Linked DNA regions of Mus musculus: regions 1, 3 and 4 are each linked to region 2. The links are chromatin loops, found by intact Hi-C in ENCODE. Cell type or tissue: left cerebral cortex. All regions are shown on one strand.

Region 1 (8,000 bases), 89 kb before region 2:
GACTTAATAGGGGACTATAGGTGGGAAGGATTTCCAGGGGCCAGGAAGGGAATGAAGATACAGGAGAATGTTACGGGCATCCTAGATCTTCACTCACATGCAGCATAACTGGAATGGCTTGCATCTGAATTGGTGTGGGCACTTGGAAGCCTGCGTCTAGAATATTCTGGAGCAATCTAGAATTGATTTTATATTCCTGGTCAAGTTGCTGAAATGTAGCAATTGGGTCAGGAAGATCAGTTCCTTGGACATGTATCTTGTGCTTGTTCCGAAAGAAGTTGACCTACAAATTGAAACAAAAGAGCCAACATGTATACATCCAAACAGCAATAGTAACAACAATCTCAGATGCTTTCCGACAGCAGTAACAGTTCTGGCATAAGCTATAGCAACACAAGGAGCTTTCTGCTTAAATACAAGCCCACAGCCAACACAGACACTGAGTACATTTCATGGTATTCACAGCTAGAAAACCTGTACAAATGATGGGGCCCACCTGTCTGTGTGCACTGTAATGTGTTTCTGCCACACTTTTTATATAACTTTATAGAAACTTCTAGAAGGCAAGCTCTGAAATTATGTTTTCAATCTGGTTCTTAGCATACAAATACCAGTGCTTTTTAATACTTTAAAAATAAAAACAGGCTCATCAACCCTTGTATTTCTTAAAACTGAATGCCAAGGGTGCTGTTTAGTGGTACTGACTGGGCAACTTGTTCATCTGCTAGTCCACAGACAGCCACATTTTGGTGTCTGGGTCACTGAAGCACAGTGCTGCAGTCTCCACCAGCCAAGTGGCAAGGGTTCAGGAAACAATAGATTCATTGTTCTTTCACATCCTGTAGCCTTATCCTTAGCTGGGCAGTGGTGGCGTACGCCTTTAATCCCAGCACTTGGGAGGCAGAGGCAGGTGGATTTCTGAGTTCAAGGCCAGCCTGGTCTACAGAGTTCCAGGATAGCCATAGCTACACAGAGAAACCCTGTCTCAAAAAAACCAAAAAAAAAAAAAAAAAAAAAAAGAAGAAGAACTTTATCCCTCTATAGGTAAAGTGGTTTGGAAGGTAGAGGCAGGAGAATCAAGAGATCCATGTAGGCCACAACAAAAAGAATCCTAGCCTTGTAATCCCTCCCAGGAAAATAGAAGCTTTTAAACCGTAATAAGTTCAACACTGAAGAGAAAGGGTGCCAAATTTTAGGCTTATCAAAAGGAGTTAAGAAATTGGAATTAAAAAATAATTTATGTATATGAGTGTTTTTGCTATATGTCTGTATGAATGTATTATCATCACGTGTGTGCCTGATGACTGCAGAGATGTCTGGAACTAGAGTCACAGACGGTTGCGAGCTGCCTCATGGGTACTGGGAACTGAACCTGGGTCCTCTGCAAGAGTAGCCAGCATTCTTAACCACTGAGTCATCTCACCAGTCCAAGAAACTTGAAATTTTTAATTATACGCACACTATTCTTCTTGAAACTTGAGGAGCTCAGGACTTCTTATACACATACACCACGTATCTATAAACAACCAGAACTGAACTCTGATCTTTCTATAAGTGTAACCAAGCACTCCGGCACTGCACAGATGGCTTCTGTCAGTCTGCATTAAAGTAAAACCTAAACAAATATAATTAGCTTTCCATCTTAACAAAATAAATTCACAAACGGGATGTCCAGTGAAAACTCTGTACATTTTGGGAGGTGAAGGTATTTTTCGAACCTTTTCCTTTCTGAGATGTTCCAACTTTCCTGAAGTTAACTTCTTCTCTCCACTGACTTTTTCATCTTGAAGCTTTGCTTCTACAGAGGATGTCCACTGGATACCACCGTCAAAGTCTTCTTGAGCAGGAACTTCTATATTTGAAAAAATCAAAGGTATCAAGTGCAGCAGTATTAGGTGTGCCAAACTGGCATAAGGCCAGGAACAGGAGAGCTGTAACGTGGTGCAGACAGAACACCCAGGCTTGCTCTCTTCCTTTTGTTGGCTGTGTTAATTCTGAACATCAAGACAACTGTATGTGTCAAACAGGAGATGGACTGAGCATACACAGGCTACAGGGCAGCCAGCTTGTTCATCAAACATCGAGCTAGAAACTACTGTAATAGAGGAAGATTTCATGTGCAATAGCAATGAAATTACTATGCTTAGAGCTGTCCACATCATAGAAACAGCAGTTCTTCCTGTTTCTGTCAACACTGGCTCAATTAGAAGTAGACCTGACTGTCTTAATGACTAGATTAGCCAACTTTAATGTTTGTATGGTAGAACAAATATGTGAGAACAATCTAAAAAAAAAATTCTATGAGTAGTGAGCAAAGATCTTCAATGAATATTTTGTTTTTTACAAAGTCTAGCCTGGCCTTGAACTACAGATCTTCCCTCCTCCAACTTCAGAGTGATGAAACTGTAGGCAAGTATTACTATGCCCAGGTTTCTAATTGATTTTTTTTGTTTTTTGTTTTTTTAAATAATGGGTATGAGTGTTTTGTCTGAGTATCACATGTATGCCAGGTAACCAGGGAAACTAAAAGAAGGCATTCCATACCCTGGAACTAAAGTTATAGGCATTGTAAAGTGCCATGTGGGTGCTGGGAATTCAACCTGTATGCTCGGTAACAGCAGTCAGTGCTTTTAACTGCTAGGCCATCTCTCCATCTCCTCTGTGGCATTATTAAGACATAATTTTTAATTTCACTGAGACATAACTTCTAAGGAAGTGATACATATTTTTTCACAGAGTACCTCCACATTAGGATTATTATTCTCCAGAAATAGCAACACCTGTCCAAAAGGCTATGCATGACCATCATTGCAGTAGCAAGTAACAGCCAGTACCTAGGTATAATCCAGATGGCATCAACAAAGGTTGCTAGGTATGTGTTGTCTGACTTACCAGCTTGCACCGTTTTGGAACTGGAAAAAAAATGAGCATTAAGCCAATACTAACCTGAAGTCATCTTCTTTCTCTTTTTCTTCTTGGGCTCCTTACTCCTTTCCAACAGGACCCCTTGTGTTTTCTCCTCATTTGGGGGCTCCTGGTGTATTTGCAATGCTCCACATTCATCTGAGACGGACTTCTTGTTTCCGAAGAAGTCTAGTCCCTTCAGGACCTCCAAAGACTCGGAATCGAATTTCCTTTTTCCTACCTAAAACCCCAAAAGTTTTAAATGAAATTTACTGCCAGAACTGTTTCCATCCAACCGTGACTGGCTGTACGGAGGACGCAGGTTCAGTAATTCGCCTTTTTAACCTTTTCAAACAAGATTCTGTTGAGCTAAGTAGTGTGTTTAGGCAAACAGAATCCTATCAACAACAACAATGAATATTTATATACATTTACTACACGTCAAGGATATTTATTAGATATTAAATTACTTCATCCTCACACCAACCCTACAAGGTAAATAGCAGTGAGACAGAAGAGGGGAAAAAAAAATCCAGGCACCAGCAAGTAACTTAGTGAAGATCTCAGAAGTATTCACTAGCAGGCCCTGCATTTGATCCCAGAAATCCCTGCTCCAGGGTTCAAATGTAACCACAACACTGCAGTCAGGACGAAGAAACACAGACATCACCCTCCACAAAGGCTGTATTTTACAGTAAGGCTTATGTTTAAAATGTTTCACAAGTGAGTCCCAACTGACTTCCTTTCATGCTCACTACTTCTTTAAGAAACCCCCCGCATATCAGGATCACACTTTTGGTTGGCTACTTAAAATGTGGTTGGTTAGAGTGATGAAAAAACAAAACAAAACACCCCAACTCTCCACTGCAGTACAGCTATCTGTACATTAAGTCAAACTTGGGTAGCTTACAGTGAAAGCGTGCTTTCTTAGTTTCTAAGAGGGGTCTCGGAAAGGATTCCAACTTTGTGAGTAAAGTAAGATACCTGGGAATCAAAATGTCTGTGCCAGGCTCAACTGAGTCTACCGGGGCTCAGTAAACAGTCCTTCAGAAGTCTGGGGTAAATCTTAGGTTAAGCTAAATCCCAGGAGGGAAATGCTTGGGGGTGATCGGAGCCTGGCCTCGGGGTCTCCAGCGCGCCGGCTGCCCGGTTGGCGGCGGTCTCAATCTCCGGATCCCGCCCCTTCTCGGTCACGCGGCTCCCCGCGTACAGAAAGTACCTGGAATCGAGTAGCGTCTGCTGAGAAGCGCTTCACGTCGAACTTGGCGCCGGCTCCAAGCCGGCGAAACAGGTCGTAGGAATCCATCTTTACCCAGAAGGCCCCACGGCCTCCCGGCGCCTGCGTTTACCACTTTCTATCCGCGACTGCTTCCGCACAGGCCGTAGCGGAAGTCGCTCCAGGAGGCGGAGCCTGGCTGTGATAGGCGTGGAAAACGTGTGAGCTGGGAATTCGTTCACAAAATCCAAAATCGACGCTTCTTGTGCGTGGGAGTGTGCTAGACGTTTAGTGATAGTTTGATGAGCAACACGCCAATATTCTGCATTTTCGGTTACCGTTTAGAAAGGACAGAGATACTATTAACCAGTTACTGTAACTGAGGAAAATGGAAAGCATCGTGAGGCAAATTAAAAGCTGTGATGGGTTGAGAAGGGGTAGAAGCTAGTTTAGTTAGATTGGTTAAATTCAATCAAATTTGAACTGAGAAGGGGCCACTTTCCCAAGACATGGGAACAGCATTCCAGGGAAGAGAAAACCCATCTGAAGAAGGAAACGGATCTGAAACCTTGTTAGAACAGAAGCCGATCTGAGTTGCTCTCCAGTGCCACAGAAAGAAGGAAAAGGGGGTGGGTGGGGGGAGGGATGAAGGAAGAAATGAAGAAAGGAAAGAAAATTGGAGTAGCTGGAGCTAAGCTTACAGGGGCAAACAAACCAGGTCTCAACGCTGTAACAAGGGCATGATGAAGTATTTAGGTTTTAATCTAAACATGCTGCAAAACCAAAATTCATGGAAGGAGCAACTATCTTAGTTTATCCCATTTGATTTTTAGATTCATTCTCATTGTGTTTGAACTACTCGACTTTTTAAGTTTTGTATAACCTGTCTTCTGGAATGTAAGTCCACAAACATGAAGATCTATTTTTGCTTTATGATTGTATCCCTGGTTCTGTTTGCTTTCCATAAATGTTTGATGAATGAATTCGTGAAAGGGCCATACATGATTATTTGGAGTTATTTGGAGAAGGGACATGGAACAGATAAGAGTAGAAATGGAGACTAAAGTAGCTGTTGCTTTTATCTGGGTTGATAGCTATTCAAATGTGGATGGATTTGGGCTACAGTTTGGATATAGAGTTTAATGTACCTGATGGAGTTTGTGTAGGGTGAGGAAATGGATCCAGAGGTAGCTAAATATTGTGGTTTGAGCTGGGATGATGGCATGCCATTTACTGAACTAAGAAGAAAGGAAGAGCAGCCTTTTGGTGAGAATGAGAATCATGGAATTGTTACGTTTGTAGACATGTAGATCTCTACTTGATTAAGTGAAGACATCCAATTAGGTACTTGGACCCAAGAGTCTGAAGCTCAGGACTGAAGGCTGGAGAAACAAAACTGGGAGACATCAAAATATAAATAATACAATGCATAGACTCAAACATCATATGTCCATATCATTTGTGGATAGATCTATGATATAGAGAGGAGAGGGGGAAAGTTCAGTTCTAGTGAGACTTTCATTCTCGAGGAGAGCAGATGTGGAGTGAGCATAAGATGTCATGAAAATCTCTTCCCTGACTCCTCCTTACAGCTAACAGTGGGGACATCTTACTCTTTTAAATATATTTACTCCCTCTCTATAAATAGTATTTTGAGGAGACAGGAAGATGGCTCAACAGGTAGACACCAACCCTGCAAACTTGATGATCTGACTTTGATCCTGAGAACCCATGCAGAAGAACAGATAAGGCTGTGAAGACGTTTGTAGCATTTAGCTTAGGCAGGACCAAAGTTTATCCACGTTAATACAGTGGAGGTTATGGTCTCTCCCATCCAGTTATAGCCCCATGGTATTAATGGTTCCCTAGAGAGTTAACCTCCCAGGAGCTGAGGAAAGCCCTGTAGGTGGCCTTCCTTACTAGGAAATATTTAGCATTATACCAATGGCCAGCTCACTTTCCTTCTTCCAGAGAATAGATTTGTCTTGCTCGTTGAATTTGTGCTCTATATCCTTTACTTTAAAAGGAGGGACTTGGACTTGGAGCTTGGTTTAAATCTTACAGAGATCCAACTTTGTCTGCTTCCCAAGTGCTGAGATCACAGGCGTGTACCATCACACCTGACCACGTTCCTCTACCGTAGCTTTTTTCTATTGCGCTGCACTTATAGCTCCACATTGGTCCACAGACTTTAAAATTTCTGAAGCTGAGGCAATGTGTCATGCCTCTAAATACATTTGCTGAGTATGAAATCTGTTTCATATTAAGTGGTCATTTTTTAGTCTCTCTCTCTCTCTCTCTGTGTATGTGTGTTGTATGTGTGTGTGAGTGTGTGAGTGTGTGAATGTTCTGTGTGTGTTGTAGTGTGTCTGTGTGGTATATATCCAAGTTTTTTGGAGTGTGCACTTTGATGCATGCACATACACACATGTAGGTGCACATGTATGTGTGTGTCCAGAGACAGACATCAAATGTGTCTCCTCACCTGCACTTCCCTTTTGTATATTTATTAAATTTTATTATATTAATTTCATGTGTAATCATGCATTGCTACAGCATGCGTGGAGGTCACAACCCAGCTTTCAGGAGTTGGTTCCACCCTGTAGTTAACAAGAATTGATTTCAGGTTTTCAGGCTTGGTGGCAAGCATGTTTACTTGCTGAGCCAACTCTCTGACCCTCCACATTTATTTTTAGGATTATTTTATTTTATTGTTTGTGTGTTTTTGCTAGCATGTATGTATGGACACCATATTTGTGCCTGGTGCCCCAATGTCAGAAGAAGGAATTGACTCTCCTGGAACTGGAGTTATAAGTGGTTTTGAGCCACTATGTGAATCCTGGGAACCGAACCCATGTCCTTCATAAGACCAGTCAGTAAGTGCTCGTAACCAATAAGCCATCTTTCCAGTCCCACGTTTATTTATTTATTTTCAGACAAGGTCTCTTTCTGAATCCAAAGCTTCCCCAATTGGCTGGACTTACTAGCCAATGAGCGTCAGGAATCCAACTGTACTCTAAGCTACCTCCCATACCCCTGGTGCTAGGGTTGTGGGTACATGGCACCTTGCTTTGTGTATGGGTTCCCTGGTTCTGAATAGAACTCCTCATGCTCGTGTAGCTGGTAACTTACCAGTTGAGCCAGCTCCCCAGTTCTGTAAGTCTTACTGATCTAATGAAATAGGACAAACCACATAAAGATCTCTATGAATTTAACAGTGGACCTATTTCTTTAGTTGGTGCTTTGCATTAATAGACTGGAATGAATGAAGTCAAATGGGAGCCAACTTACACTATTGCTTGCCTTGACAATGTCCAGCTGACTCATTAAGAGAGCATTTCCTCTTGGGGGGAAAAAAACAAAACTATTTCAAAGTATCGTCAATAAAAGTGGAGAGGAAATTGAATCCTGGTTCTGTGTAACTGGAATTTCTCCAAAAACTAGTATGGTGTGATTGTTGGACACACATGGCTTCTCAACTGTAGCCAGTGAGAACACAACGTCTGTGCAACACCAAGGTGGCGGCTGCTTGGAACAGCTTGTTGTTATGAGCAGAATGACCACGCCATAGCCTGAAGGGGTGTCTTGGAATATTTTTCTTCGTATACTCCCTGCTTATCGCCCAGCAAGCTTCAGCGAGGAGAGCATTGTTTTTACAGTGTCCCATCACAGACCACGGCCTAGGGGTGCAGAGATTACTTAGCCCATCTTTGTTCTCAAGGAGTAGAGCCTGCTAGGGTATAGAGTACCAACATGCTTGTTCTAGGAACCCCAGCGGAAGCTATAGGGACAGAAGGAGTTGTCACCGGGGGCTTGGAGGTGATGGATGGGTGTTGTGGCACATTAGGATGGGTTTGGTAGAGAAGATGAACTTGGCACA
Region 2 (8,000 bases):
TTGGGACAGAAGGAAGACCTTGGGTTAAGAACTGAAATAACCTGGGTATAAACTGGGTATAGAGGTGCACACCTTTAATCTCAGCACTTGGAAGGCAGAGGCAGGCGGATGTCTAAGTTCAAAGCTAGCCTGGTCTACAGAGTGGGTTCCAGCACAGGGCTACACAGGGAGATCCTGTCTCAAAACAAACAAACAAAAAAACCAAACCAAACCAAACCAAACCAAACCAAACCAAACCAAACACAAAAACAAACAAACAAAAACAACAAAAAACAAAAGCCAAAGGAAAAAAATCCATAAAACTGCATCAACAACCACCAAAGAAAGAAAGAAAGAAAGAAAGAAACCCAAACAAATAAAATCCCCCTGAAGCGAAGCAGTGTGAGCTGAATCAGTGACCCAGCACCAGTCACTTTGCATCGTGTAACCCCCCCCCCCCCCCCGCCCCATAAGCATCAATGCTGGCATAACTGAGGGATTCGGAGTTTTACATGCTAGTAGCATTTCAAAGGTAATCTGGTAAATCTGGAAGTTGTGTGGAAAGTGTGTGGAAGAACCTGTGTGCAACACGCAAAGTGTAGGGGGACGGATTGTGTGGGGGTGTGTAGGTAACTTGTTGCAAAATTGTTCAGAATCCCTTGCTGTTTTTCCTTAATAATTTCTTCTGAACTAAAAACATTTCATTGAAATTAATTACGTGCAAAACAAAAAACAACAACAAAAACCAATTGGTCAGCGCTCTAAGTGCATACACTCTTAAGTGTGTCCTGCCTCAGACAGAAAGGAGGTCTTCACTAGGTGGAGTCACTCTCAGCTGAGCCCAAATTCTAGTCTTGGTAAATGTGAGCAATTGCTTTAAATTGCTTCTGGACTCAGTCCTCCACCCCTGCCCCACCCCACCCCCACCCCCACTTCCAAGGAACAGGGTTAGGTTCTGTACAGACACTTTAACTATTTATACTTTTTCCAGAGGGGAAGAAAATAACAGCAGTGACAATCTATATTGTTGACCACCATGTAATCTCTTCTTTGGAAACTCAGACTGTCTTCATATGTCAACCAAGAAACAATGAAAGGGATGTTGGAAAGAAGGACTAGATAGATGCAGAGTACACTGCACACCCTGAAGGCCTTTTCAGTGTAACTACTTGTGTAGCAGGGGCTGTGGGAGAGAGAAATGATACAAGATAAGCCACTGTGTAGCAACTGTATCTATCTGCCAACTACTTTAAGAGGCCTCTTGGTGGAGGGGAAACTAAGGCAGCCCACGAGGTCAGAGTGAGGGCAAAAGCCCCTGTAGGTTGAAGCAGAGGCAAGGTTAAAACACTTACGTCGGAGGATCTCCCGTTGCTTTCTGACGTACCAAGTGTACAGGGCAGCTCTCTTCTGGGTCTTCATGGGGGTGCCCTTGTTGAGGTGTTGAGAGAGGTGGGATTGGTTCAGGCCTGTGACATCGACCACCTCCCTCTGGGGGATATTGTGCTGTTGCATGTATCCCTTGATCATTTTGGCAGCCCTCCACGGGTCCTCGCTAGACAGAGAAACAGATCTTTAGGATGCTGGTTCAAAATGCCCAAAGGAAAGTATTCACCTGCTGGGAGCAAAAAAGTCATTTTCAAGTATTCCCCCACCTGTTGGAACTCCAGCCTCACGAGAGGTATAGGGCTAAAAGCAAACTATATGCAAGAGGAGTAGGCACCTCCGACCTTGTGCCCTCCAGATATAGCCTTTCCTTCCAAGAAGGGCTTTAAGCCTGCCCTTACTGCCCACTCCCCAGACCCTATCCCCTAGCCGTGGAAGAAAAGACTCTTGCTTTGTTCCACTCTCCTTGGATTTCAAGAGACTAAAAGACAAGAGTCTCACCAGAGAGCTGAGATGCGTGGAGCCCGAGTTGCTACACGGAGCCAAATCTGTTTGAAAAGTTTTAGTAAAAACTCTCCAACATTATTCTCCTTCTAAAAAGGAGGTCCAGTCTGTTAAAACAGGGGTAGGTCTGTGTGCACACCTCCTGGGACACAAGCAACAGTCAGTCTTCTAAAGACTGCCTGGGCATTAAATAAAATTATTTTTGTTTGATGTATCTAGAAACCTCCAGCAATCAAACTGAAATATTTCATAAGCATTTGTATAGTTGTGATTCCTTTTGTGATCAAATATTACATTGTTTTTGGAGTTTTAGCAAAGCGTTCTCAAATATGCGCTCTCTCAAGTTGAACAGGACACTTGCAAAGCAGGTATGCTTAAAAAATAATCCACAGCCCCGCCTCTAAAATAAAACCCATCAAGGAAGAGTAATTTCAGTATTGGGAGTAAGACAATGCTCCCAAATACTCTGTTTGCCTGTAAGATTGCATCTCTCTGATACAGAGAGGCCACCTGGGAGGTAGCAGTTCTCCCTGATTTCAAGTTTGGACTGAGAATAGACATGCTTCTGGTTTCTCAAAACTGCAAGCACAGCTTGCATTATAAACACGGCACGAGGGTATCTCCCAGGCTTTTAAAAAAATGTTGTTTTAACTTCACTGTTACTTTTTCTTGCTTGTTAAATAGGTGACTTAGAATGAGAACTGTCATTGAAATGAAGAGACTAAGAAAGTCTCTAAGAATCATAAGAGACCAAGTCTCATAAGGCACAGCACAGATCAAAAGTATTAAAGGAACAATACAAGTATGTATATGAGTTATTTAATGCAGCTATAGAAACAATTCTTCACTACATGTTGATATATAATATACACAAACATATACACACAATATATTAGCTTAACAAGACATCAAAAAGCAAAGAGAAAATTGGGTTCAGATGAAACAATAAAAATTGGTGTTGAAGCTGAGGCCAAATTAGATACAGTGGTAAAACAATTATTTTTTTCAATGGTGCCTGAAAAAAATCAATTAGTTTGTTTAACGCGTTAAAAATCTCCAGCAATCAAGGGAGATATTGTATAGCATTTGAATTGTGGCTATTTCAGCAAGCCTTTGCTATCGGATTCGTGAGAAGCCAGGCTTTCGAATGAGATGTTTTTGTGAATTGTAAACGTTCACATTAATGGTACATAAATTAACTAATTCCTCAAGCATTTATTAAGGCCCAGAAAGTAGAACAACATAATGAAATAGTAAGAAAAAAAGCAGAGGAACTGCGTTCCAGTGTCAGACCTGGAGAATTCATCCTGAGCAGGAGGAAAACACGGCAATCAACATTTTAAACATAACCACGTAAATAACAGCGATCGTCTAAAAGCTCATTGTTGGTTAACATTTCCACAGATATTTTTAGGGTGGAAAAACATTTCTAACAGATACGAACCATAGCTTCAAAAGTTAGAGAAAACAGTATTTGGGTTTTAAAAATTACCACTGTATCGCTTTAACAGATCGTTTGGCCATTTTTCCTTTGTTTAGCTTCTTTACCGGTTATTCTACGTACCTAAAAAAAACCTAGCATAAGAGTGTGTTCTAAACGTGAGTGGTTCCGTGAAAAGGGGAATTAACAGCGAGATGATTAAGAAAAAAGAAAAACAAAACAAAAGAAAAACCGTTGAGACAAAACCTTCAGGCCCTGAATTAAAAATATTTGAATTGGGGGTTAAGATGGCGTAGTTATATCTTAAAAAACAAAAAAAAAAAAAAAAAACCTGAAAAACTAAAAAAAAAAAAACTTCTCGGATCCCAGAATGCCCCGCATATTCCCTACGGAAGAGAGCTCTGAGGCCCAGGTAAAGAGTTATTGGGAAATACAGTTTCCTCCCTAGGAGAAACTCGCTGTAGCGAGGAGCGCTCGGCCTTTGTAGAGCCAGCGCAGGTGTCAAAAGCAAACCCACAGTGGCCACAACGTCCAGCCCGCTCCTTCCTCAAGGGTGACTTTGCTTCCCAGGAGCAGAGACTCTCTGGGTCCCGGCTCGCGGGGAACCAGGGGCCTTGGTCCCTAGGTGGCCCACCAGGTCTCCTAAGCCCCTGGGGCACACCAGCCTCCGACCCGCAGCCGGGGAGCGCGCGACACCGCCGTTTGCAACCCTCCACTCTGGCCAGGTTCTTCCAGCCAGGGTAAAGGCGACCAGGCGCGCCACCGAGTGACCCTCCTCCCCCGCACACCTTTCTTTTCTTTCTGACTTACAGGGGAACAAGGGGGTGGAGCGGGAAGAGAAAAACAAAAGAGAGTGCCCGGTACCCTGCAGTCGGCTGCGCGGTGACCTGCGAGCCGCTAGCAATTTCTTGAAAAATTACTTTAATAAAGTCAGACGCTCCAGGCCCAGGGGAGGGAAGGCGGCACCAGCTTGCGAATGGGACAGAGCTTCAGGGTGTGCCCTGGGTCCTCACCCCAGCTAGAGTCTGGGCTCCTCTCCTTCTGCTCCCCATGGCTTGGGGGTGGGAAGAAGGCCCAGGTCCTAAGACCCCCGACTCAGAGACTCTGCGCCCGCAGAGCTCTGCGGGTGTCGGCTTCCCAGAGCAGCGCGGGGACCTGGGGGTGCGTCCCGTACCTCCGCGCGTGTGTCCGGCGAGCACCCCCTCCTGCGTTTTGATTTCCTTCCCTTTCTAAGCCGAGTTTACAACTTCACCAATGAATAACCCGCCTCTCTTTTCAACCTAATCACGTTTTGTGTACTTTCTGTTGATGATTTATAGGAATAAATTAATAACACCCCAACTCCACGTGCTGCAGTTTATGTTACATCTCCGCTCTGTCCAGCCCGGGGTGGGGACCACGGTGGAGAGGCGCCCTCGGCCTCCCGGGCTTCCCTAAGTCGGCTCCGAGGCGAACTAGACAGTGGCTCTCAGGAGGAAGGACCTAGGCCCCAGGGGGCTGGCGACGGGATGCCGGGTCCCTGAGCCAGGCCCCAGGATAAATTTTCTGCCAGCCTGCCGTCCCAAACCTTCCGAGGGGCTCGGTACCTCAGTCTGTACCCTCTACCCCTGACACCATCCAGGCCGCTAAACTCAGCCAGAGGGGGAAAAAAAAAATCATTGCTACGTGGAGAAACAGCAACGAAAGAAACCCAAGCTTTTAAATTAGAGCAAAATCATTTTAGGGGTTAAAAAAACAAAAAAAACAAAAAACTTTTAGAAGTCCTCCAGATTGCCTTGGCTAGAGGGCGAGCGGCCGGGTCCCCAAAGCGCAAATTCAAATGCAAGGTCATATCCCACCCCAAGCGCGCGCTGCAGGAGAGGAAGCCGAGCCAGGGAGGCCGCCACAGTCACTCCGGAACTCTGAAACTTTGAAGCCGCAGGGCTTAAGAGTCAGAGGCCACGCGAGGGGCTCCTTTCTGAAGCCAAGTGGCCCCGGAGCGACGCGCAGTCTAAGGGAGCCGCTTGGCTCCTTGGATAATTAGTAACTAGCTGTCAAAGCGTAGGCCCGGGCGAGAGGACCGGCAAGTGATCCCAGCCACCGGAGGGACCGCCAGCCAGCCTGGGCTCCCCTAAGCCTGCTGGGGTGTCGTTAGTGAGATGCGTACACGCCCACCTCTGCAAAAGGGCATGGTGGTCTTAGGAGCACCTATTCTCTCTCCCTTTGTTCATGGTTTCTTTTGCCCGGCACTGGTGACCCTACAACAAACTTTCCACTTTATAATTCTAAACTTGGCTCTGTAAGGACACAATCAGAGAACTTGCTTCCCAGGCCTCGGCCACTGATGCTGCCAGGTCTTTTGCAGAGAACTGCAGATCGCAGGGATTAATACGTGGCTTGGGGTTTGGGAAGTTTGGTGGGTCCGGGGGCAATTGCAGCCTTTTCGCTGCACCCACCAGCCCCTCTGGTCATGTGACCTAAGGCTCCGCACCTTCGGTTCTCGTGACTGGGTACCACCAACAAAGTGCCTGGGTCCAGGCTGCCCGCATAGGTGGAGGCAGACGAAGCCTGGGGGTTCCAGGTCGCCCGGTGGAGGGCCAGGTTCAATAGTTAGCAGAGAAGCGGAGTGCCCCCGGGCTATTTTTCCCGTGGGGAAGGGGCTTGGGGAGAGCAGTGTACACCTCATGCCTCCGGTGAGGGGCCGGGGACTCCAGAGACTGCTCGGGCTCCAGGGCGTACCTCGCTCGCTTGCCTACCTGAGCATCCGGTCCACCTCGGCCCGCTGCTCCGCGGCCTCCTCGGTGTTGAGCGCCTGGAGCTCTTTGAGGATGGGAGGAGTGTCATAGTCGTCGCCGTCCTCTGAGCCCTCGTCCCCAGACAAGCGGCCCTTGGCGTGGCCATTGGTGAGAGTATGGAAAACCGGCTTGGTGTCGAGATCCGCCCCGCTCCCGGGGGACAGGGGCAGTGTCTCCAGCTTCACCCCGAAATTCGGGGACGGCAGTAACTCCTCCAAGGCCTGGATCAGCACTTCCTTGGTGACTCCGGAGCTCAGCAGGGCACTCAGGAGTTCTTGCTGGAGCGACGTGAGCTTGGACACCATTTTCCAAGGACGGAAAAAGAAGGGGTTGAGGGGATGGGTGGGTGTGAGAGAGGAGGGTGGAGGGGAGTTTTACAAGAGAACTCCAAGTCCTGGAACCCCTCCACCCTTTAGCTTTCAGACACCTGTTACTCTCTGGGGTCCCGGAGACTCCTCCGAGAGGAGTCAGAAAACTTCTAACTTGCCATGATCTCCACCATTAGGCCATATAAGATATGCAAATGAGTGGGAAGGGCTCAGCTTTCGGCAAGATGCAAATGGTGGTGGGGAGGGGGGAAAAACCGAGAAAGTGGGAGAACCTAAGGGACAGTCCAACGGAGCGAGAGACTTGGGCCGGGATTGGGACTTGCCAGAGCCCATTCTACTCACGCTGGGGGGCTCCAAATCTTCTCTACCGATTCTGTTTATCAGCCAAACTTTAGGTGACCTTTGGACTGGTAAAGCAAGCGGCTTGCAGCCTGGGCTGGGTGGGGGTGGGGGACCTTTCCACTAGCGACAGGTTCGGCTTTAGTCCAGAAAGAAGAAACTGCGCTTCGGGGGTTCAGGTGAGAGAGCTGGACAAAGTTGGGGTGCCTTGGCAAGGGGGAGGGGGGGAGGGTGAGGAGAGCAGAAAGCCTCCAGGTTGTCTGCAGGTAGCAAGCCTGGAGATGTAGTCAGATGGTGGCGAATCAGATTCTTTGGGAATGGGCGCCAGGAATAAGAGTGGCTTTAGGCGCGGTTACAACGAATTGGAGGGACCCCATTTCTTTTTACCTCGGTTACTGCTCTCCAGGTCCTCCTCAGCTCCGCCTGGTAGTTTGGATTTGCCGGATTCCTGACCAGGACCGCGCGTTGTTAACGTGCTAGAGGCCTGCGGGACCCTTGAAAGGAGACGCCGATTCGTTTATGGCCAGAGGGAGTAGCGAAAGTGGAGCTCTGCCGCTGCAGGGCTCACCAGCTACCTGCCCCGCCAAGCCAAGGGGGAGCAGGACACCTGGAGCTCGCCTTCTGCCTAAACCCGGAACCCAACAGCGCCTGAGCTCTGCACCCAAAACTAGGGCTACGGAGTCTCCTTTCTAGTAGTGAATGTGTAGATTGACCTGTGGCTGGACCGACTGTTGCAGCTCTGGATTACCCAGGACCACTGTTTTGGTTCTTAATTCTAGGAAGTCCGTTGTACCGGGAGTTAAGAATCGCGCTCTATAAACACAAGTTCACTGTGGTGGTGGCAGGAGTCTTGTATGCCACCTAGAGCAGGCACCCCTAAAGCCACTGAAGAAAAAAAAATGTTTTTTCCCCCACCCAGGTCTGGTCCGGAAGGAAGCTCTGAGCCTTTCGGCACAGCACGGCAGGAGTTTCTGCCACATCTCCCCTGGGACCCGGAGAGGAAGCAAGGAGGCACAAGCCGCACCCAGACCTCCAGGCAGGGACCTGAGCTGCAGGGAAGGAAACTGCTTACACACACACACATACACACACACACACACACACACACACACACACACGCACACGCACACGCACACGCACACGCACACGCACACGCACACGCACACGCACACGCACACGCACACGCACACGCACAGGCACACACATTTCCCCAGGGTAGAGGCGGTTTTGAACCTCGGTTCTCTCATTTGT
Region 3 (8,000 bases), 2.0 Mb before region 2:
AAAAGAAAAAAAAAGAAAAGAAAAAAGAAAGGAAGGAGAGAGAGGGAGAGAGAGGGAGAGGGAGAAAGAGAGAAAGAAAGAAAGAAAGAGAGAGAGAAAGAGAGAGAGAGAGAGAGAGAGAGAGAGAGAAGGAAGGAAGGAAGGAAGGAAGGAAGGAAGGAAGGAAGGAAGGAAGGAAAGAAAGAAAGAAAGAAAGAAAGAAAGAAAGAAAGAAAGAAAGAAAGAAAGAAAAGGAGGAGGAGGAGGAGGAGGAGGAGGAGGAGGAAGGGATTTGAACCAGGGGCTCACTGGCTGCCGCACAAGGCCCGTGCACTTAGTCACGTCCTGCAGCACTGCTAAGCAGAATGTGGAGGGAGGCACCTAGAGAGGGCCAGACCAGAGAAGGCAAGGAAACCTTGGTTTTTGCCTGTGACAAGACAGATAGCGACTGTCTGGACGACCCTAGATCCCCACCTAGTGGTCGGAAAGAGCCATTGTTTTTAACGGCTGGCGTTACCGATCCAAGCAGGTCATTTCACCCACTGGCAAAGGAACACATCGGTCTGAGCCAGAGTTCAGGAGAAAGAAGAGTTCCGCCAGCCGGCGCAGGCGCACACGCACTAACACTCGTAACCTTCCTCCGGGGAGGTGGCGAGGAATTTATTAACTCCTAGATTTTGTCCCCGAGTCTTCCACGCTGGCTTGCCCTTCACGAGAGGCAGTGCGCCCCCAGGCATTATACACAGAATCGCCTGATCTAATGTGATCTCTGCTGAAGTAACTGGGGATGGTAAAATGACACAGTCAATGACAGCTATCTGCAAAACATTGTGCTAGGTATCCATCCAGCTCAGAACAAAGGTGACCAGAACAACCCTGGAGGAACCAGAGGGCCCAGTTTTGAAGGAAGACAGCCCAGCACTTTGCAGAAGAAGGCCCTGAGACAAGGTCACTAAGAGTAGGCTAGAGCAGAGCCTGGAACACGGTTCTGGGAGTAGGCAGGACCCACAAGGACCCCATTGCTAGGCTAAAGGGCCGGGACCACCCTGAAAATTCTATAGCCTTTGAAGGGCTTCCTCATCTCAGGATATGCAGGGAAGGCTTAACCAGCAGACAGCAGGGAAGCTTCCCAAAGGTGGCCTGCAAAGACACATGCCCTGGGTGGCAGGAGCAAAGTTTTTGCTCCAAAACACATAGGGTACCAAACTCCCAGGGGACAAAGAATTATCAGCCTTGCCGGAGAGCACAGTTGAAAGGCTAGTCGTACATGTAGATAGCCTGGAACCTTCTATAGCAAAAAGACGTCCTCTGGGAAGACACTTATTCCCACGTGCGCGCGCACGCATGCACACTCACGCGCAATCACCCAACCTGAGCCTTGGTTCTGAGGAGGCCTTGTCTGGCTAGGACTGAAGCTGAAGGCCAACAGGAATTCTCTACAACTTACTCCAAGTGGGCTTGGAAGACGACCTTTGGTCCAGGGCTTGAGCAGGACTGTCCTGTAGGCCCTGCTTCCAGATGGTAAAATTCATTCATTGGTTCATTCACTCATTCATTTCTTCTTCGAATGCTTTCTGTAGCCCTCTTCTTTGTTTGAGCAGTTTTCAGTCTGGGGTCCGAGCAATGAGCAAAAGAAACACCAACTTGGGCTGGAAAGATGGCTCAGCGGGTAAGAGCACCGACTGCTCTTCCAACGGTCCTGAGTTCAAATCCCAGCAACCACATGGTGGCTCACAACCATCCCTCGTAACAAATCTGACTCCTGGAGTGTCTGAAGATGGCTACAGTGTTCTTACACATAATAAGTAAGTAAATCTTTAAAAAAAAAATAGAAAACAAAAAAAAAAAAAAAAAAAAGAAACACCAACCATGCCAACTATGCCTTAAGGAAGTCAATGACCTTGTAGGTCACAGAGATTTGATGAAATATCTACCCTCCCCAGAGGAGACATGGCAGACATGGGGTCTGGTAGAAAAGACTGAGCCCCAGAAGGCAGGGGCAGGAGAGAGCCCACCTGTCTGTCTTTAAGACAGGATATCATTATATTGTACAGGGTAGCCCAGTGCTCCCCCCCCCCGCCCCGGTCTCTCTCTCTCTCTCTCTCTCTCTCTCTCTCTGTGTGTGTGTGTGTGTGTGTGTGTGTGTGTGTGTATTGTTGTTGTTGTTGGAAGAGGGAGTTTGTTCTTCGAGATAGGAATGTCACTGTGTAACCAGTATAACCAGGAATGTCACCGAGTAACCAGGCTTTCATCTATTGGCAGTCCTCCTGCCTCAGCCTCCTAAATGCTGGGATTACTGGCATGAGGCACCACACACAACTAACCTCAAACCCTGTCCTTTCCTGTCTCTGCTTCCTCTATGCCTAAGTGTATGCAAACAAGACTGTGTTTGCACGTGGTCCAGCGGGAAGGGGCACCTGTACAGATATATACTTATGGCTATTGGTGTGCATGCGGTCTCTCCACGCGCCTGTGTGCACAGGTGACTGTGGTGGTGTGGGGGATGGGTGAGGGATGACCTAAGAGGTGTCTATTGCACAGGATATCAGTGATGCGACCAGCAATCTTATGGGCAAACCCAGAAAGCCTAAGGGCAGACACAGCTGCTCTGAGAAGGGAGGAAGACCCTGGGTGGGGACAAGAAGGAAGGACTGTGCATGTGCTCTGCGACTAGATAAAAATTACCCAATGGCATCTCTCATGTCCAGAGACCACAGAGCAGGAACCCTCGAGGCTCTGGGAAAGAACACTGGCTTGGGAAGATTCTGTGACCTCTCTTCAACCGGAACAGGTCTAAGCCTTGGTTTTTCTCTCTGGAACGGAAGTTCCCATTCCAAGAATGAGAAGGAAATGTGTTTGGCATGGGGTGGTGGCCCACAGCTCCTCTTGTCAAGCTGAGGAGCAGCTGCCATGGAGCCAGAGGACATCCTGTTCTCAAGAAATAAAAACAAGAGTGAAGACGGGCCGTGGCTACGTTCCCCTGCTAGACTGATGTGAAGCCAGCAGCCATCTTGGTCTCCTGGGCTTGTCTCTAAATCAGGCTACTTCTCCCACAGCCAGACCCTGGCCAGGACACCAGGGCTCAGCATCCGGCAGTCAGCAGAGGTCATGCACCCAGCCCTTTTGTCCCTTCCCAGCTGGGAGCCTGACTTATACCCACCATCACCTCATTAGCTGCTGCTGCCAAGGGCCCTGCTCACTGAATTGTGAAAGAGCCTTTTCCTTTATTTACTGGAAATCCTGGAACCCTTCATTTCTCTGAACCCCAATGTCATCCTCCGCGGTTCATGGTCACTATACTGCCCCTGACTTAGCCTTCACTGAGAGCGAGCCCTCATGAGAAAGTACTCTGAATACCATCAAGCCTTCAGTTCAGGGAAGGATTGAGCCCATGTAAATAGCCCAGATCTAGGGGATACCCTTTAGGAAGGGGCCTCAGAAGACCCTCCACTGGTACCGTTTTCTCTCCTTGGGGAGAACCTGCATTCAGTCTGTCAGCAACCCCATGGTGCTGGAGGCCAGAGTCACCTCACAACCCATAGGATGTGCCCCCTCCCAACTGTGCTTGGTGGGAAGGTTGAACTGTGACAGCCACATCCCACAGGGACTGGAGGCAGCTGGAGCCAGCTGGTTCCCCGAGGGTTTCAGAACCTGGAATGCTATTTCCTAATCGGGAATTCATCCAGGCCACCAATCCTGACCCCAGTCCAAGAAGCTTAGCAACAGTCAAAGTTCCCAAGGTCTGTGAGTGGCTCTGCCTATGTCTCAGGCCCAGGTTCCTCAAGGGTTAGGTCCTTGTTCAGGAGCCTTTGATGTCGGGGAGGGGAACGTTTCAACTAGTCTCTCACATATCACTTTGGGTTTGGTCCACACCATTTACTTTGCCAACCGGGATCCTGGAGCTCAGAAAAGAGAGTCGTACTGTTCAGGATCTCATGGCTAGAGGCAAAGGTTGGCTTTGAACTTCTCATTCAGTTTTCCTACTGAACATCTGCTTTGCAATAGATGGGCATCAAGTGACTGTTAGATTACCAAAGGTCTCATCCTATCCTCTGGTATGCCTTGAAGGTGCCGAGACTCTGGCTGGGGGGAGGCAACAAGTTGCTGGCTAAGGAAGAGATGCAAGACTGATGGGAACTGGGCAGGTTTCTATCCGTGTGCTCTTAAAAAGCGTATGTAGACTTATTCTGCCCGTTTGTCGAGCTGCTGGCATCTTTGGTACTTAGCTCCCCCAAATTTTCCCCACTCTGAGTGTGCCATTTGTTAGTGATCAGGTTTCCCCTCTTTACCCACGAGCATCCGACTCAAACCTGACTCAAACTCTGGTGGCTCACTTCTGAGTCCTTCTTACTTAGCATCTTCGGGAACTACTGAAGACCCAAAGCCTCCTCAAGACCTTTGGTTGTCTTGTAAGATTTAACCCTTGGTCCTCAAGTGCACTGGTCCCTGGTGCATACCTAACAGTCTCTTCGTGTGACCTTGAGGAGCTGAGGAGGTGGAGGTAGGAGCTGAGGAATGTCTTAGCCAACACTTACACCCAAGCTTGCATGGTTCAGTGGAGCTTCACACTCCAAAAGGGCCAGAGGCGTGTTTTCCAGTGCTCATAGATCCCAGCCCTGACTGTGTTTCCAAGAGGCCAGGAAAGCCAGAGGCAAGCGCCTTCCCTGTCCCAAGAAGAATCTGAGTCCAGCCAGGCACATCGAAGACCATAGCTTCTAGGAGCTGGCACTGCAGGGCAGCTCCAAGAGAAAAACCCACATTAAGTTTTGAGCTCCCTCGTCGGTGCCCGCAGTCGGCAGCCCACTCAAGTCCCTGGGCCTGGACCTACAGTGGATCTGAGATCCCTCTCCGTGCCCATTTCTCTGGACTCACTGCACCTTGGGCTCTGGCAGGGAGTGCTGGCCGGCTGCTTGACCGGGCCCTGTCCTGGAGCGCCATCTCGTGGGAACGTGGGGAGTTCCTGAGGCCTGGGACCTGGGAAGGCTCCCGAGTCCGGAGCAGCCAAGTGAGTTCGGGGTCCTTAGCCCATCAAACCCGATGGACAGACACGCACCCCAAGGGAGCCTAAAAGAAACTCGGAGGGGAAAACAGTCATCCGGGCACCAACACTTTCCCTGGTGGGTAACTTGTCTGCTCTCCAGAGGACGCGACACAATGCCCTGAGATCACCCGGAGCGCCCAGCCCCCTCCAACGCACGGGGTCGTTCTCCCCGCTGACTCTTGATCGTTGGCTGGACTCAGCCTACCGGGAGAGTGTTCCAAACTTCTCGGTCAAGGGCGGAGAGGCGGAAGGAGAATGGGAAAAGGAAACGAAGTTGGATTTAGGGTCGCTCCCAAGGTAGGAAGGAGGGCTCAGAGTTGCAATTCTGATCTCTCCCAAACCGTTCCCTCCGCGGCGGCCTTCACCTAGAGAAGCGGGGGGCGGGGCCAGAGCCCAGGCGGGGCGGGGCCCGAGCTCAGGCGGGACGGGATCGCTGTCGCGCCGCGGCGTGCTCCTCCCCGCGTCAGTGAATCCACAGTGGGCTGGGGAGGCTGAACCCGGTTCAACGCCCTCCAGGAGGACAGGGCCTTCTGCCGAGGCTCAGAAGCTCTGCACCGCAGCGGGAAGTTTGGAAGGAAGAAATGGCTCGAGGGTTCGGAAGCCTCGGATTAACCGCGTGGAAAATGCAGTGTCCAACATCTCGGAATCTATTCAGTTGCGCTGCTAGGGGTCTCACGAAGGCTCCAAATGCTGAATCTTCGAGTTCTCGGGTGTTATCACACCCAGTCCTAAACCAGCACAGTTCTCTAAGACCCCACACTCCCCATTGAGTCTCTTGGCGACACGCTTGGTCACCCACTTAACAGACCTCAGAGGCCCCTTGGTCACCCACTTAACAGACCTCAGAGGCCCCTTGGTCACCCACTTAACAGACCTCAGAAGCCCCTCGATACCCATCGCTCACACACTCCTCTCTGCTGACGGATTTGCCATCCAATGGCCCTGGTTGGGCAGGTCCTGAAGGGTTAAGGCAGCGGGTACACGGGCGCTTGAGCTAATTGGCGACCCCCAGAGACAATGAAGACTGGAAGGCTGGGAAGGCTGGTGGCTTAATTGGGCCTGGGAGTGGCCAGGCCTTTGTCTGGGACAAGGCCCAGCCCGTCAGCTGCAGGATTCCCCAAGCCGCACTTGGCCTTGCAGCTGGGGCCCAGCGGAGCACTGTAGTGGCAATCCCGGGAGGGGGGTGTGTACGGCCGAAAGCAGGGGAGCGGGAGGATTCTCCAAGCCGCGCTGCAGGCTCGGAAATAACACCAGACCCGAGTTGCTGCGGCCCTGCCCACCACCGCGTGTGCTGCCCCCTGGTGTCCGCAGGCCGAGGGGGCCCCACAGCCAAACTCTCGGCATTCTTTCCTGGTTGAAAGCGAGAGGCAGCAAGATGCCAGTGCACACGTTGCTTTGGGATTTTTTATTTTTATTTTTTACGGGGAGTTTCAACCCAAAGTGACCTCAAATAAACGTAGAGATAGGGAGAGACTCTATGCGAAGTAGGGAGGGACTTTCCTTGTTCCTGCTTGGTTCGTGAACCACATTGCCTAATCAGTCCAGGCGGAGCAGAACAGGGGAGCCATAGCTCACCTACGGTTGGGATGAGACCATCTACACACAGGCACGCACACGCACGCGCGCGCACACTCCACACTCTCTACCCAGGGAAACTTGAGGCAGCCCTGTCTCAGAGGAGTTGGACAAAGTTTTTTCCTTGTAAGTGTGTCAGCCCAGGAAGGTGTTCGGAGCATTAGGAGTTCCTGAAACTTTCAAGTCTACCTACATCTTCACTCTGCCCTTCAAATCATTGCTGATGTCCCCGGGCGAGTGGAAAGTCATACACGCCCCAGAGGTTCACAATGTCTAACAAGGCAATCTTTTGGGGTTGGACGTCAAAACCTCCTGGACTTAAAGGGATGAAGACGGGGTGCTCAACGACCACAAATCCAGAGACATGTAATCAGCTCCCGGAGGCACCTGCCAGCTGGATGAGGTTACTAGCTGTGGCCTTCTGGAGCGGCGTGGATGGGAGCTCTCCTTAACAGAGGGGGTCTTAGGGAAGCACCAGCCCAATGGGGCCAGTGGGACACAGTGGGACTCCCTTGAAAGTCGCCAGCAAGTTGATGCAAGGAGGGGATCGAAGATAAACAAGCTGTAAGGAGGGATTTTTAGGCCAGATTTTCCCAGCACCCCAAGCACCGAGTGATTCCAGAAGGCAGAGTGATGGGACAGAATTCTGGAGTTGGTGGTACTGAAGAAAGTTGGCCACTACCTCCTCCCCAACACACACACACACACACACACACACACACACACACACACACACACACACACACACGAAAGGAGAAAGAGAAGAGAGCAGGGCCCCGTTTCCCAGATCATGTACCCAGGAAGGTTGAAAGGAGGGGTGAGGAGCAGGTCCACAGTGTCCTAGAAAGGGAGTCGGGAGTCCAGGCCACTCTGTGCGTTTTGCGTTAATCCTGTGACTAGGTGCGGGGAGTGGCAGGAGCTGCGGTCACACAGAGTGGCCAGCAGGGGGAGCCCGGGCCGCGGGCCTGGGTCGCGGGGGCTGCGGAGCGGAGTGGCGCCTCCAGGCCTGGCCTGAGCCGGGCGCCGACGTCGGCGCCTCGGAGCCTCGCGGATCTGCTCGAGGCCGGGCTGCCGGGCCGCCATCGCCGAGGTGCAGCTGAGGGCCAGAAAGGGGCGCCCGTGTCCCCGCCTCAGTCCCTTCTTCAGAGCCCCAGCCCCGCGCGGCCCACAGAGCGCACAGCGCGGGTCAAATCGCATGATAGCGTTTTTATTATTTTCTCGCTTCGTTCTCCCTCTGGAGCAAAAAGTGAAAACCTGAGGTGGGGCCCGTGGGCCGGGCGGGCAAAACCGGGGTGCAGAGGCTGAGGGGTCCGCAGGGTGGGCCTTCCCTGGGGTTCGGTGCCTCCCCTTCCCCAGCAGCCAAGGATCCTGGGGCCCTGTACAATATAGATGCTCATGTAAAATG
Region 4 (8,000 bases), 2.0 Mb before region 2:
AAAGACCCAGCCTGTGCTTCTTACTCCCAAGACATCCTATTTCTGCCGGCCAGAGCCTGTTTTGTAAAGCTTTGGATGCGTTTTGCACTCAGTCTGGAGACCTTTCCTCCACTCTGATCTAAGATGAGGGTTGATGCCCAGGAAAGGAAACTAGGCCCTTTAGAGATACACTAGGCTTTTCTGAATTGCCTTGAAATTCGTAGAGAGGAAATAAACTCTTGGGACAGGGCTTGAAGAAATAAACTATCAAGGTCTTTGTCTGGGAGAAACGATTTAGAGGCTTAATCAGGGAACCCTAGCCTAGAATTTCGGGGGAACAGGGTGAACCTGAGGCCTGGACTTTCAGAGACTGGAGTGCTGGGAAGATTGGGGATTTTATTTTTCTTCTGGCTTTAAGGCCTCAAGAGGTGGCTGGTCCAGTGCTCCAAGCTCCAAGGACAAGCAAGACTCTCTCCAAGGCCTAGCTGTGGGCTGGACAACTCTCTGCCGGAACCAAGTGGTCAGCCTGGAGCTAGCAGGAGGCGGGATGCTAGTCCCACTATGGACTCCAGTGATCAGAGCGGAGAATCCGGGAAAGATCCCTTTTCTTAGGAACTTCCAGACCGTCCAGGAGACGGAAAAAACAAAAACAAAAACAAAACAAAACAAAACAAAACAAAACAAAAAAAAAACAGTGAGACCGCAAGGGGCTGTGGAGACCCGCCAGAGTCTCCGGGGCTTTGAGACTCAGAACAGTTGGGACTATTCTTTAGGAACGTGTTTTCGTTTTATTTCAATCGAGAGATGTTTGCTTTTCTTTTTCTTTTTTAATTCGCTCCGGAGCCAAACGGAAAAAAAAAAAAGTCAGCTTGCTTGTCTGTGGAAAGGAGTGTGGCGCCAGGGCCGGAGCGGGGGCAATCCGAGAGAGCATCGACCCAGTGGTGGTGGGTGCTGTGCGGTCCCCGAGCCCGCCCGCCCGGCCCGTCCTACCTCCCGGACTTGGTGATGACCATCTCGGTGCCCAGCTTGTGGAACTGGTCCCACAGCTCCTTGGCCTCCAGCGTCACCTTGGGGTCGTCCTCCACCTCGTCCTCGGGTTCCAGGCTCTTGAGCGAGCGCAGATGCGCGGCGGGCGGGTGCGGGCCGAGTGCCGAGACGTGCAGCCCCGCCTCGGCCGCCGCCGCCGCCGCTGCTGCCGCGGCCGCCGCCCCCGCCAGGCCCGGGTCCGGCAGAGGCTTGCCTAGCGCGCCGGGCGGCAGCGCTAGCGCCGGGAAGAAGGAGGGCTGCGCTGCCGCCAGGAAGGCGGACATGGGGAAGTCGGCGGGCCGTGGCGCGTGGAACGGGTGGTAAGCCATGGCGCTGGCTGCCAGCGCCGGCTCTCTCATCGGGACATCCGGCCCAGGCTCCTGGGAGCCGGGGCCGGGGCCGGGGGCGCGCGCCTCGGACCCCCGGCCCGGGCGGCGGCGCGCGCGGAGGACGGACGGCCCGGGCGGCGGGCGCGGCAGCGGCTTCTCCCGGCTCCCCGTCCCGCGCACCTCAAGGGGCGCAGGGCTCTGGACGCGGGGGCGGAGGGGGCGCTGCGCGGGGCTGGGCTGGGCTGGGCTGGGCTGGGCTGGCCGGCTCCGGCGCCGGGGACCACGCGCGACTGGTTAGATCTTGTCCTGATCTCTGGAAAACTGTGACTATCTCACATGTCCTGCCCTGTTCGGATCCCCTGCGCTAACGAGCCAGGCCCCCCTTGATTGCTGATTTTACGCTTTTTGGACCAATTGTGGGTCTCCGGGGGCGGGGTTTTGACAGCTCAGGCCAAGCTCTGGACGGGAGGGGAGGCCAGGGAGAAGGTGTCGGAAGCCTCAGCAGTAAGAAAACATGTCAACAGAATAAAATATTAACCAATGACGGGCCAGCGGGCCCCGAGACCCCTCCCCCTGGCCTGGCCCCCACCTCGCCGCCCGCGCCCGCCGCTGCCTGGGCGAGGGCTGGAAAGCGCAGAGGACCGATCTGACCCGCCGTAAGGGCCTGAGGCAGGGGGCGCCCGGGTCCCGGGGCCTTGGGGAAGGACCCCCTAGCCGCATGCCGGCCCCAAGTGCAAAGCATTGACACGTTCCGGAGAGGAGAGGGGGCGCCCTTTCCCTCCCGCGCCGGGAGGCCCGGCCGCTCTTGCCTGCGACCCAGCCTGGCCTCCCACCCCACTCCCGGTCACCGCCCCGGGTCCATGCACTTCAGAGGGAGGCTGCGGGCACTGGAAAGCGAGGCCGGTGGGCGGGCAAATCAGGAGGCTCGGGCGGCCGAGGTCCCGGAGCCGAATCAGGTGTCCGGAGCCGGTGAGTGGGGAGCCATGGCAGAACCCTGATGGGGCCGGCACGGGCGGGAACGGGACGCCGCCTTGCGCTGGGGAAACGAAGGGTCCCCACCCCCACCTGCTCCTCCCCTCGTAGACTCAGGAACCTGGGGTTCCAGAAGGGCCGGGCATTTAGCCTAAAGAAGGTCTGTGTCAGGTCACTAAGCCAAAACCTTCTGGCGAGTAGGAAAATGGATCCTTGGGACCAGGTAGGTGAGCGCACCTTCTACAGAGCCCAAGGCGGTGCCGCGCTAGTTGATCCTAGAACTCAGATTCTCCACACGCGCCAGAAGGAATTTTCGCCGCATCCGGTACTGGAGATGCAAGCCCATCTATCTCTTCCTAAACTCTGGCATCTTTTCTTCTCAGTCACTTCTCTAGAGATTGTTTCCGTCCCTTGGAAGCTCAAGGCTCCCTAGTTCAGGAAAGCTGAGTAATGCGGATGGGAATCGAGGTGTTTGCCAGCAAGTGTGAACACCCCCTTCGACGATCAGTCTTCGTTATCTCTCTGGCAACAGCCCCAATGCATCTTCCTCTCTCTCTCTCTCTCTCTCTCTCTCTCTCTCTCTCTCTCTCTCTCTCTCTCTCTCTCTCTCTTTCTCTCTCTCTCTCTCTCTCTCTGTGTGTGTGTGTGTGTAAAACCATAATCAGGTGTGCCCAGAGTAAAACGATCATACACTTGCCTGTTTAGGGTTGAGGCTCACACCCTTGTGCTTGTTGGGGAGGGGAAGCAGGGTGTGAACTAGCCACAGTGGATACTCCCACCCTCCCAACCAGTATAAGCGAATTCTGCCGCTCCAGCCCTATGTCCCCGTGGTAGGCACCTACCACGTAAGTGGCCCAGGCAGCTTGCCCCTCCGCTGCATACACCAGGTCTTCAGGCACTTGGTAGCTGACCGCCCAGAAAGGCGTTTAAAAGCTAGTTGCCCCCGGCAGTACGGGGTTGAGACCAGCAGGAGTCGTTTGGCCTCCACGACCTTTTTTCCTATACATCTGAGCCAACACCAGGCGCTTGTAATTCTTCATAACCCTGTGCGCGCCTGCCCCACTGGGTTTTTCTTCAGGACCTTACTCCTAGGTCGCTTTTCTCACTCTTTTCTCTGCCCACAGTGAACCTTCAGCTCTAGCTTCGCGGTGTTCGCAGCCGGTGAGAGATCCATTGCAGCTTTGCACTGCTTCCAATTCAGACAGGATGTGGCTCCTCCAGGAGAGATGTGTCTGAACACACTTGGACAGTTAGTGAGGTGAACAAGAAGTAGTCAGTTCAGCTTTCCGAGTTGGCAGGACATTTGCTAAGTTGTGTGTATGGGGACAGGCACTTTAGTACCTTGTAAAAATGTGTATGTATCGAAGTATGTATTTTGGTCATTTTCCTGGGTAGCATACAGTAGCTGGTCTACCCGTTTAGGCCTGAGAGTTAAAACATGAAGGTCTGAGTTATTGGTCCACGAAATCGGACAGCTGTCGCCCAGTGGCTACATTAGGGGATCTGAATCCCACCTATAGAGCTAAGGACCTGCGACTGGTCAGAGACGTTTTCAGGGCAGGTTGGGTTTCCACCAACAGCTCCAGCCACCCCCCCACCCCCACCCCCATCACGTAGTCACCTGGATGACCTGCTTTAGCCGCTCTTAAGATTCTTTATCGACCCATCCCCAACAAAATTTTCTTAGAATATCCTTGTAGCATCGAAAACTGGTGCTGGGGCGGCCTAAGCAGCCTCTCGAGCGGCGCCTTGCGGCTCGCAACTCCTGCTTCGCCCTACCCCCGCCTGGGTCTACCCCCACTCATCTCCCCTTCCCAGGAACAGGCGCCCCTGGGGGAGTCCCCTGGGCAGAGTGTGCGTGTCTCTTTAAGAGGCCCCGGGGGGCGCCTCGCGGGCCGCCCGGGGCTGGAGGGGGAGGGCACGGACGAGGGCGCCTGGCGCCAGGCGGCCGAGGCTCCACAACAAAGCTCCGGCCCCTGTCACTTCGCATCGGCCGGGACCCGCAGACGGGTGGGGGACGCGCGCTCAGCCGCCCCTCCCTCTCCCAGGCAGTTCTGGGCGGGGGCGTCGGGCAGGCGCTGGCTTCGTGGTCCCAGGCCCCTTTCACGTGGTCTGTAGTCTTAGCTTCCCGCAACAATCAAATCCAGCACCAGTAGCCTGGGCCGGAGGGGACTGCCCTCCCAAGCCTGGCAGGGCTGCCGGGTCCGTCTTTTGGCCGAGTTACATCGAGAATGGTCAAGAGATAAGGCTAAGTCCTCTCTCAAGAGTTGATCTCTAAATAGCATAGGTCCCTGCGGATGTCTGCATGCGTGAAGATTTGCCTGAGCCCTCATAGAATGGATGCGGGAAGGCTGGGGAATGTGTAGTCCTGTGGCAGAGTTGAGTGAGGGCACGTGAGCACCAATAACTGGGTACTAAGCGCGCCTTGACTTATAAATGTGCCCGGGAAAAGCTGGGGTGACATGTGTGGCCCTATGCTTAGGAAAAGTGGTCGGTAGAAGACACTAGGTGCATTCGTTGTTCCCATCCATGGCTTCTCCACCGGACCCGCGCCTTCCAGAGCCTTGGCGCCAGCTAGCCCGGTTAAGCAGTAGGGCTGGGCTCCCCCGCGGTCCTGGGTCTGGCCAGGCTGGGGGCCGCGGCCTCGGTGACCCCAGCCCCCGGCGGCCCAGCCTGTCCCGTCCACTTAAACAAATTGTGGCTGACAGGCTTGCAGTCTCCCTGGAGCCGCTCGCCGGCCGGCTCTCTTCGTCCCAATTACCCAGCGCAGGGTCTGGCCAACAGGCTGGGGTGCGGCAGGCGGCGCGGGAAGAGTGGGCTGCCCGACCTTCTTTCTGGTGACGCTGTGCCCCTAGTCTGGTGCCAGGACCAGCCGCGGGACCACTTCCTCATCAGGTTATGGGAAGTATTGGAACAGTTACCTCCTGTATGGCCACTGCCTTCCAGGTTAATGCAAAGGCGAGGCCCAACCAAACTGTCTCTGTCAGGGACACACTTGCTCCGGTGGGCGGGCATTTCTTTGCATAGTGAGAGATCACGCGGTTAGGAAGATAGGTTATAGTCGATTTGGGGGAGCTTTAGGAATCGTATAACTCCTAAAAAACTGCTAAATACTTGCTACCCTGAGCCTTGGTCCCAGGAGGTGCAGCTGTCGCTCTTGGTACACACTGGGTGGCAAAAGTGAGGTGCCAGTCTTGAACTTGAGCCTGGACGTGGTGCGTGTTTGGGATCTCACAAGAGCGAACCGACTTGAGAAGGGTCCCCAATATAGGCCTACCGACAACAGTGGGGCGGGGCTGGTCTGTGGGCACTGCAGGCTGGTTCTCAAGAGTACCTGGGGTACAGCGCGGTCACAATCTGTGGGTGTCCCCGCAGTCCCACCCCTACCAAAGAGCTACGGGGCAGTAGCCTCTAAGCACCTTTCTGACCCACAGCGGTCCCTTTTCGTCTGCCATGCCAGTCTCTGCTGCTCTTCACAGTCCCTCTCCTTACAGATGAGAATCAGAAGCCTACCTAGAGGCTAATTTGCCTAAGGTCACATGGCTCCAGGTGGAAAAGCCAGAATGGAATCCCACATCCACTCCTTAGAAAGGTGGTATTGCTGTCCTGCTCAGAGAGCAAAGCCACACTGGCATCCCAGAAACTCCACTGGTTCTGGCTTTACAGACCAGGTCTGCGGGAGGGTCTGCAGGTGTGTGTGTGTGTGTGTGTGTGTGTGTGTGTGTGTGTGTGTGTGAAGTCTGGGAATGTCCTGGGGGCACGAGAGAGAGAGAGAGAGAGAGAGAGAGAGAGAGAGAGAGAGAGAGAGAGAGAGAGAGAGGGAGGGAGGGAGAGAGAGAGAGAGAGAGAGAGAGAGAGAGAGAGAGAGAGAGAGAGATCAGCTGGGCTTCAGGTGGCTGAACAGGAACAAGACACAGCTCACAGGGTAGCAAGGTGCAGACAGGGGTCAGCTGACTAGCTGTGACTCCATGACCTTGGCAAAGTCCCTGCCCTTCTTGGGGGCTCAGGCTTGTCATCAATAAAAGGAGGGTGGAATGAGTGGGGGTTAGTCTCCGATCTTTAACATTTAGAACCGATCACTAGGAAATTATCCTCAGTTACAGCCCAGTGGCTGTCTTCTGCATGCTCCTGGCAGAGTCGGCCCTTGTGTCTGTGTTTTGTGTGATTTTTGCTCTTGGACCATTGGGCTTTTTACTGATTCACTCCCAGACAGTGCCATACCTTATGAGTGGCCAGTTCCCAGCAGCCTCTTCCTCCCAGATTGAAAGGGAGCCCCGTAAGTAGGTAGTGCTGTGAGAAGTAGGAGGTCACTTGCCTTCCTCAAGGTCACCTGGCCCAGTCACAATTAGATTCATGTTCTGATGGCTTTCTGAGTGATGGTATCATGCGGTCTAGGGGTTAAGGGGGGGGGGGGAGAGGTTGAGGTTGTTTCGGATGTTATCTGTAGAGGATAAGAAGCTGGCCCCTCTAGGGTTAGTGGCAGTAAGGTCCCCGGTCTAGCTCTCACCTTCAGCTGATTACAGGCTGTGGCTGGGTCCCTAACCTTCCCAATTAGCTGGAGGCCAGGCCCAGGGCCTTTCAGATAACCTGAACTGCAACCCGCAGCCGCTATGGGGCCGGCTTATCTAAGCTCTCTGATCCTCACCCTTCCCCCATTTACTTAGACTTGCCCTGACTGCAAGCAGATGAATAACCAGATTGTCCTGCAAGCTCAGCCAGCACGTCCAGCGCTACACCCACTGCTTTCCCTGACTGGAGGAGGCCACATCTGTTTTTTTGCCCACTGTAAAGGGCTGGGCCAGGGTCCGTAGGTCCCCTGCGGGGCTGAGAAAGGTCCCATCTTTGTGTAGCAGAAGGGTGGGTGCAGGGGTCATGCTATGCAGAGCTTCTCTACCATCCCTGATCAGCCAAGCCACCAGCTCTGTGCAAAGAGCAGCCCATGGCACCCTCCTCTGTCCTCTATTGACTAAAGTGCTGCTCCAGCTGGGGACAGGGGTTGTGCCAGACATATCTATGTTGAATGCTCCCCAAACGGGAAAAGCTGCTCCTCTGGGGAGTCCCAGCTTGCTGGGCCTAGGTCTTGGGTTGTCACTCCTGTCTTTCTCCCAAGCTTTCTTCTGACACAGGGTTTCTCAGCTCCCAGGAGCCCAGGTAGGAGCAAAGTGTGATTTCAGATCTGGTGAAAGAGCCTAAATATTAAATTTTCTCTTCAGGTACTAGGGGTTGAATGTGGGCTATGGAAAGGACAGGGGCCCAGATGCTGGCCCAGCTCTGACTGGGAGGCTGCTTGTCTGTGAACTTAACCGTTCCATTAAAAACTCCACCTTAAGGCACACCTGGCTCAGTGGGTTTCTTTCCGTCCTTCCAGGACTTCTCTGGGGTCTCTGGGAGGTGCAGGTGAAGGAAGAGGGGCCAGAACTGCATCAGTCTCTTTCCTGATCACCATGCTTGTCTGTGGACAGCTGTCTCTCTGTCGCCACTCAGGTCCACAATAGGAGGGAGGAAACAGAAGCAAGAATTTAGGCATATGGTGGCTCATGCCTCAAATCTCAGCCCTTGAGGGGTGCCAGCACAGGAGGTAGCAAGATCAGTTCAGGGTTATACTTGGCTGCACAGAGCTACCTGAGGTTAGCCTGAGTTACCTGAAACCTGGGCTCAGAAGCAAAACAAAACAACAAAACCCAAGAACTTGCT

What was found. A loop is a pair of places that touch in the nucleus more often than their neighbours do. Peaks named below come from ENCODE experiments on the same cell type or tissue, not always from the same donor. Only the 100,000 strongest peaks of a DNase experiment are listed, where the experiment ranks them.
Region 1: it touches region 2 in a loop (2.8-fold over the local background); 2 of 42 quality-filtered maps call a loop at or near these places.
Region 3: a loop joins it to region 2, with 11 times the contacts of the local background. A loop is called at or near these places in 2 of 42 quality-filtered maps.
Region 4: it touches region 2 in a loop (7-fold over the local background); 2 of 42 quality-filtered maps call a loop at or near these places.

The regions. Positions count from the first base shown.
Region 1 is chr11:83,938,388-83,946,387 of GRCm38, reverse strand. Ddx52 (DExD box helicase 52) reads right to left here and starts at 4,298. Exons shown (of 15, transcript NM_030096.2): 1 at 4,124-4,298; 2 at 2,947-3,145; 3 at 1,719-1,852; 4 at 98-283. The coding sequence starts at 4,210. In left cerebral cortex, no CTCF peak of the experiment used is centred here; a DNase peak (open chromatin) is centred at 4,279; H3K4me3 peaks cover 1,514 bases; H3K27ac peaks cover 733 bases.
Region 2 is chr11:83,849,435-83,857,434 of GRCm38, reverse strand. It overlaps Hnf1b (HNF1 homeobox B), which reads right to left and starts at 6,566. Exons shown (of 9, transcript NM_009330.3): 1 at 6,043-6,566; 2 at 1,332-1,531. The coding sequence starts at 6,386. Gm12576 (a long non-coding RNA gene) reads left to right here and starts at 6,804. Exons shown (of 4, transcript XR_388929.3): 1 at 6,804-6,928; 2 at 7,156-8,000. In left cerebral cortex, no CTCF peak of the experiment used is centred here; a DNase peak (open chromatin) is centred at 3,067.
Region 3 is chr11:85,841,730-85,849,729 of GRCm38, reverse strand. It overlaps Tbx2 (T-box 2), which reads right to left. Exons shown (of 7, transcript NM_009324.2): 7 at 7,782-8,000. Among named protein-coding and RNA genes, the nearest start is that of Tbx2, 13 kb to the right of the region's middle. In left cerebral cortex, CTCF peaks have their summits at 453, 4,922 (motif pointing left), 6,324 (motif pointing left) and 7,530 (motif pointing right); DNase peaks (open chromatin) are centred at 457, 4,912, 6,248 and 7,544; H3K4me3 peaks cover 1,620 bases.
Region 4 is chr11:85,826,471-85,834,470 of GRCm38, reverse strand. Tbx2 (T-box 2) reads right to left here and starts at 1,856. Exons shown (of 7, transcript NM_009324.2): 1 at 970-1,856. The coding sequence starts at 1,364. It overlaps 2610027K06Rik (RIKEN cDNA 2610027K06 gene), which reads left to right and starts at 2,083. Exons shown (of 5, transcript NR_077059.1): 1 at 2,083-2,303. RefSeq lists a promoter at 1,331-2,321 and an enhancer at 3,951-4,336. In left cerebral cortex, a CTCF peak has its summit at 3,267; DNase peaks (open chromatin) are centred at 423 and 2,660; H3K4me3 peaks cover 281 bases.